Linked DNA regions of Homo sapiens: region 1 is linked to region 2. Evidence: chromatin loops called from intact Hi-C (ENCODE). Cell type or tissue: Caco-2. All regions are shown on one strand. Each heading gives the region's core, and the rest is flanking DNA. Links, peaks and the distances in the headings are about the cores only.

Evidence for each region. Peaks named below come from ENCODE experiments on the same cell type or tissue, not always from the same donor. Only the 100,000 strongest peaks of a DNase experiment are listed, where the experiment ranks them.
Region 1: a loop joins it to region 2, with 16 times the contacts of the local background. A loop is called at or near these places in 13 of 110 quality-filtered maps.

Annotation. Positions count from the first base shown.
Region 1 is chr12:21,606,208-21,609,143 of GRCh38, reverse strand. No RefSeq gene overlaps it. Among named protein-coding and RNA genes, the nearest start is that of GYS2, 2.8 kb to the right of the region's middle. In Caco-2, for the core only: a CTCF peak has its summit at 1,272 (motif pointing left); no DNase peak of the experiment used is centred there.
Region 2 is chr12:22,017,490-22,020,425 of GRCh38, reverse strand. No RefSeq gene overlaps it. Among named protein-coding and RNA genes, the nearest start is that of CMAS, 27 kb to the left of the region's middle. In Caco-2, for the core only: a CTCF peak has its summit at 1,327 (motif pointing right); no DNase peak of the experiment used is centred there.

The sequences.
Region 1 (2,936 bases), core at 213-2,712, 410 kb after region 2:
CAGTTTTTTGAATTTACCACATTCTTTATTTCTATTGGTCTTTGCATGCACTAGCTCGTCTGCTAGAAACACCTCTTCCTTAGCTTTTCCCATTTTCGATCTCAATTTAAATATTATTTTCTCAGGGACATCATTCTTAGTACTCCATATCGAGTTAATTCTATTGTTACATGCTCTCACAGATTCTGTATTCCATTCACCACCCTCAAAGTCCTTTAGTTACTTGTTTAATACATACTTTCTGTGCTAGAGTGTAAACTTCATGAGAGCAAGAATCATGATCATAGTACCTGACATATGGCTTTTAATTCTCCAGTTTCTGTAGTAACAACATCACTACACACATAATAAAGTACATACAAGCAATGTACAGATAACAACATAAAATTATATAGAGACACTATGTGGGAAAACAAAGGTACTCTCTCTAACCTTAAAAGGCAAAGACTAAATGCTAAATAACTAACTTTCATTTCTGCTTTTATGACATTCAGAAGAACGCAGGGATTATCTACCAAATGAATAAAGTTTTACATTCTAGAATATACGAGTGATATGCAGGCTTCATAACCTCAGTCTCCAAGCCTCCTGCCTTATACTTCTCAACATTCCATTTTTTGTAGCAAAAAGTTCCCTGCTTAAAACCTCCCAATGACTTCCTACTACAACCAAAATAAAATCCAAGCTCTTGACCAGCTTCTCTATGATCCATTTCCTACTTTCCTCTGACCTCATCCCCTCCAGGCTTCCCCTCATTCATTATGCTTTTGGCTTCAGCCACATTGGTCTTCTTTCTGTTTCTGTAAGAGTTAAAGGCTTTGCAATCACTTCTCTCAGATCTTCAAATGTGGCCACTTTCTCATCATTTATATCCTAATTCAAATATCACTTCCTCACAAGGGTCTTTCTTGACCTCCCCACCTAAAGCACTCATTTCTATCCAATAGCACTCACTATTGTTTGCAGTTTTTCTTCTCCAGAAATTTAGCAGAACCTGAAATAACATAATTTGTTTACAAGATTAATGTCTATGTGTCCACATGGAGGCAAAGACTTATCTACCGTTTATCGAAAATATTCTCAGTGATGAGAATAGTAGCACATAGTAGGTGATCCATAAATATGTTAACTAAGTTATTCTGGATATGCAGCTGCAGGCAAGTCAAGCCTTGGAAGTCTAAAGGCTTTTTGGAAGACTTCTAAGAAGATTCCAAAAAGTCAAAGCAAATGTGTGGTTTTCTAAATGTATTTAGTGACCTCTGCTGGAATACTTACCAAGGGAACCAAATACAAGTCTTCATTTGTTCCTACTTGCCCTCTCACTTCTTTTCATTGGGTGATAAAATGTTAGCATAAGTATAAAATTTGGTATCAGGGACTTTTGTGAGTGCTTCTCCCAACTTGGAGAAAACCCATCTCCCTTTCTGTCTGGATGACTGTTCTCTTTCTGCTCTCATCTCATCAATTTGTGCTTTTAGCACAAACATTATAGGAGAATGTTCAGGGATATGGGAGGAAGAGAAATTTCCCTGATTCCTCTTCAAATCTTTTTGCACAAATGACTGCCTTTCTCTGCACAAATACCTGAACAAAGGGAATTCATCCAGATACTATGGATAGATGAAGATATATCCATCTCATGGATATACTTCATATGGTTCCATTTATTTTACCTCTCTTAACCCAATGAACAACTTTGAAAATGATATTTACCATAAACAAGCAAAGCATTGGCAAAGGATGTTCTCATGTTGAGAATAACAGGATCAAGAGAATAAGTCTACTATGAGGGATCATTAGGAGATGACGTGTGGCTGAGAGTGCTGGTACTTGACACAAAAACGCCAAATGGGAACTAAAGACTAGAAATTTCGAAAAATCAGAATAATGAGTGTGAGTGTGTGAAACAATCATGTGTATTTAATTCATTTATATGATTAAACTTTTGAAAACTGTGTTACTCATCCTATATACGGTATATATATATATATATATATATATATATATATATATGTATACGTTTATTGCAGAAAATGTGTAGAACACAAATAAAAATACCACACAAATATCAATCATAATTACAACCAGTTTAAGACAACTATTGTAAGAGTTTTTACATGTAGCCTCCCGTCTTTTGTTTATGTCTATTCCAGCCTTCTATTACATATACTTCATGAACAGAGGTATAGAGTACATTTTCACAAAATTAAATCAATCATACTACTTATTTTATTTTACATCCTACTTATTTTCATTTAGGATGTTATAAAATATACTCATTGATCTTAAGGTCATTTTTCTGAAAAAAATGTTTTCTCTAGGCATTTGATCAGGTAATATATACAGGTGGTACAACTTCAAAAAAATGAAAGAAAAGTAAAGCCTTCTTTTTACCCCTTTCCTTTTCAATGGTAACCTCTGCCATTAGGGAAAGCTTTTACTAAACCATCATATGTGTTATAAAAAAGGCTAAGATTACTAAAGTGGTTGGCATAGTACCAGGCACAATGTTAAGTGACTTATATAGATTATCTCATCCCCATTTTATCAAGAAAACAAAAACTTAGGTAAGAAATTGGCTCAAGTTTACACAGCAGATAAGTGATGCCACAAGTGCCTAACTCACAACTAAGCAGTTGATACCTGGAACAGATTGCAAATAAATAATTCAGCCTTATCATGTAAGCTGGAGAATATGGATCATTGTGCTCCTGTAGCCTGTGTGACACTGGATGAACCAATCTCAAGGCTCCTGGAACAGAAAACTGCAAACGTGAAACTCTATCACTGTCATCCCATTCTCACTCCTGTCAACATGTCCTTAGATTTGGTTTTACTGGAATGTGCACTTGCAGGACTCTCAGAGGTTATGTGAACATAAGCAAACCATTTTATAAAGGAGACAATCATTTTGATCATTTGGGATCATATGTTTT
Region 2 (2,936 bases), core at 175-2,674:
ATATTTATTCCTTATTGCAATTTTTTTCTGCTAGTTTACATATTTTCTATTTACATTGCTAAAACCCCATACAGCTTTTAATTTCTTTCACTGTATTTAATTGAATTGCTTGTCCTATTTAATCGTGCTTTATAATTATGTAGTTGAATCTACTAAGCAAGGTATATTTAAGGAAGCCTTGTTTCAATTTTTTTTTTCTCTGCTCGAGTCTCCTTATCCTTCTATGGGATACCACTTAACACACATATAACTATATATACTTATGTATTTATATAACTATATATAGATAATTGACCCTTGCACAATGTGGGGGTTAGGAATGCAGATCCCCCATGCAGTGAGAAATCCAAGCATAATTTTTGTCTCCTTCAAAACTTAATTACTAATAGCCTACTGTTGACCAGAAGCCTTAAACCATCAAGAACACAGATGGTTGATTAACACATATTTTGTATATTCTATATATTGTATATTGTATTCTTACAAAAAAGTAAGCAAGAGAAAAGGAAATGTGAAAGAAAATCATAAGGAAGAGAAAATACATTTACTGTTTATTAAGTGAAAGTGGATCAGCAGAAAGGTCTTAATCCTCATTGTCTTTATGTTGAGTAGACTGAGGAGGAACAGGAAGAGAAAGGGCTGGTTTTGCTATCTCAGAAATGGCAGGGGAAGAGAAAATCCATGCATTAAGTGGATTCCTGCGGTTCAAACACATGCTGCTCAAAGGTCACTGTATATTATAATATTTTCCCCTTTTTCTTAAATAAATGATAGATTATGGCCAATGTTTTCTACCTTACATTTTTAAGTATAATGATAGACCCTACAGGTAACTCTATAGCATTATAGTAGATATAAATATTTAAAAAAATGATTAGGGAAAATGCCTAAAGTAACATCACAAATAAAATTGCAATCACTGGTAGACTTTTGGAATATATGTCAATGGTCAACAAATGTTACCACACACTACGAAACCGCTGTTTACTAAAAACTATCGTAATTGGTAATCAAAAAGTAATGTTTTAAGCATTTACATCCTAACGTAATGATTCGTTGTGTGTGTGTGTGTGTGTGTGTGTGTGTGTGTGTGTATGCTTTAGTGGGCTTTCATATATTTTATAAAATTGGTAGGAGTTGCAGGTTGATAAGTAATATGTTATACTTTTTCCTCATTGAAATAATGTGATATGTTCTCTAAGTTAGTGTTGTCGCACAGAATGTCTGATTTCCAAAAAGAGATTACTGATAATAAGAGGATTATGTATTTTATTTCTTTATCTTAATTCACCTGTATGGATGATTGATGTTATAATTTTACTACCAGACAGTAGGTGGCACTATAAGTATGCATTCATTAGAGACCAAATTAATTTATAATAAACTCCGACACGTAATTTGTATTTAATACTTGAAGTTGTTGCGCTTAATGTTGTTCGGAAAATGGACCATTGTCTAATGCCTAGAAATATATTTCTGATATATTTAGAATGTATATCCAAAATTTATTTGAAATACTTTCAGTTATAGCTATTAAGGGTGTGTGCGTGTCTGTCTGTGAGACAGTAGAAAAATATTATGTTACTGATACTCCAATACCAAATTATTGTTTAATTTAGTATAGTGAATAATTTTAATGAGTCAATCATTTCAGTATTACATTATCCAAAATAAAGACTGAGTATATTCCTTAGGCACTGACAAATGAGCTACCTTTCCCTCAATTTTTAAATACTGATTTTTTAAAAGGAAATCAGGCCAGGCATGGTGGCACATGCCCATAAGCTATGCAGTTTGGGAGGCCAAGGCAGGAGGATAGCTTGAGGTCAGAAGTCCGAGACCAGCCTGGGAAACATAATGGGATCCAATCTCTACAAAAAAATAAAAATAAATAAATTAGTCAGGTGTGGTGACATGTGTCTGTAGTCCCTAGGAGCCTAGGAGCTCAATCGCTAGTCATGATGATGTCACTTACTCCAGCCTAGGTGATAGAGTGAGACGGTCTCAAAAAAAGAAAGAAAGAAAGAAAAACAAAGTAGATTTAATGTCAAAATTAGAATTTTGTTGGTCTTCTTAATATTTATTATGATTTTTTTTTTACTTTGAATTTTTAATGGTGCTTTAAAAAAACGTTACCACTGACCTCCATGTTGCTAAATCCAGTTTTCAATTCTCAGGCCTCATGATGTTTGACATATCAACAGTATTTCACACACAGCAGATTACTCTTTTTTTTTTTTTTTTTTTTTTTTTGTGACAGTCTCTATTTTCCAGACTGGAATGCAGTGGCACGATCTTGGCTCACTGCAACCTCCGCCTCCCAGGCCCAAGTGATCCTTCCACCTCTTCCTCTCCAGTAGCTGGGACTACAGGTGCCCGCCACCACACTTGGCTAATTTTTTGTATTTTTAGTAAAGACAGGGTTTCACCATGTTGGCCAAGCTGGTCTTGAACTGCTGACCTCAAGTGATCCACCTGCCTCGGCCCCCCAAAGTGCTGGGATTACAGGTGTGAGCCATTGCTCCCGGCCCTACTCTTTTCTCCTGAAAACATCTTTTTTTTCCTCCCTTAGCTTTTAGGACACCACACCCTTCTAGTATTCATTCTACATCACTGACTGGTCCTTCTCTGTTTTCTTTGCTTTTTTGACTTCCCCTGAATCTTCTAATGTTGAATGCCCCAGAGATCGGTTCTTGATCAACTTTTTTCTTATCCATACTCATTGCCTCACTGATATCATCCAGATTTATGGTTTTAAATATAAGTAAAATTTTCATATTTTAAGTGGAGTTCAAAAGCTTCAGTTGTGTGAAAGGAGCTATTACAGTATTTTAAGGAGAATCTGATTGCAAATCAAGTCACATTTAAGTTCCACAAAATCATGAGATGTGTTATGGTAGCCTCTGTGTACCATCATTCTTATGGCGAAGATTCCC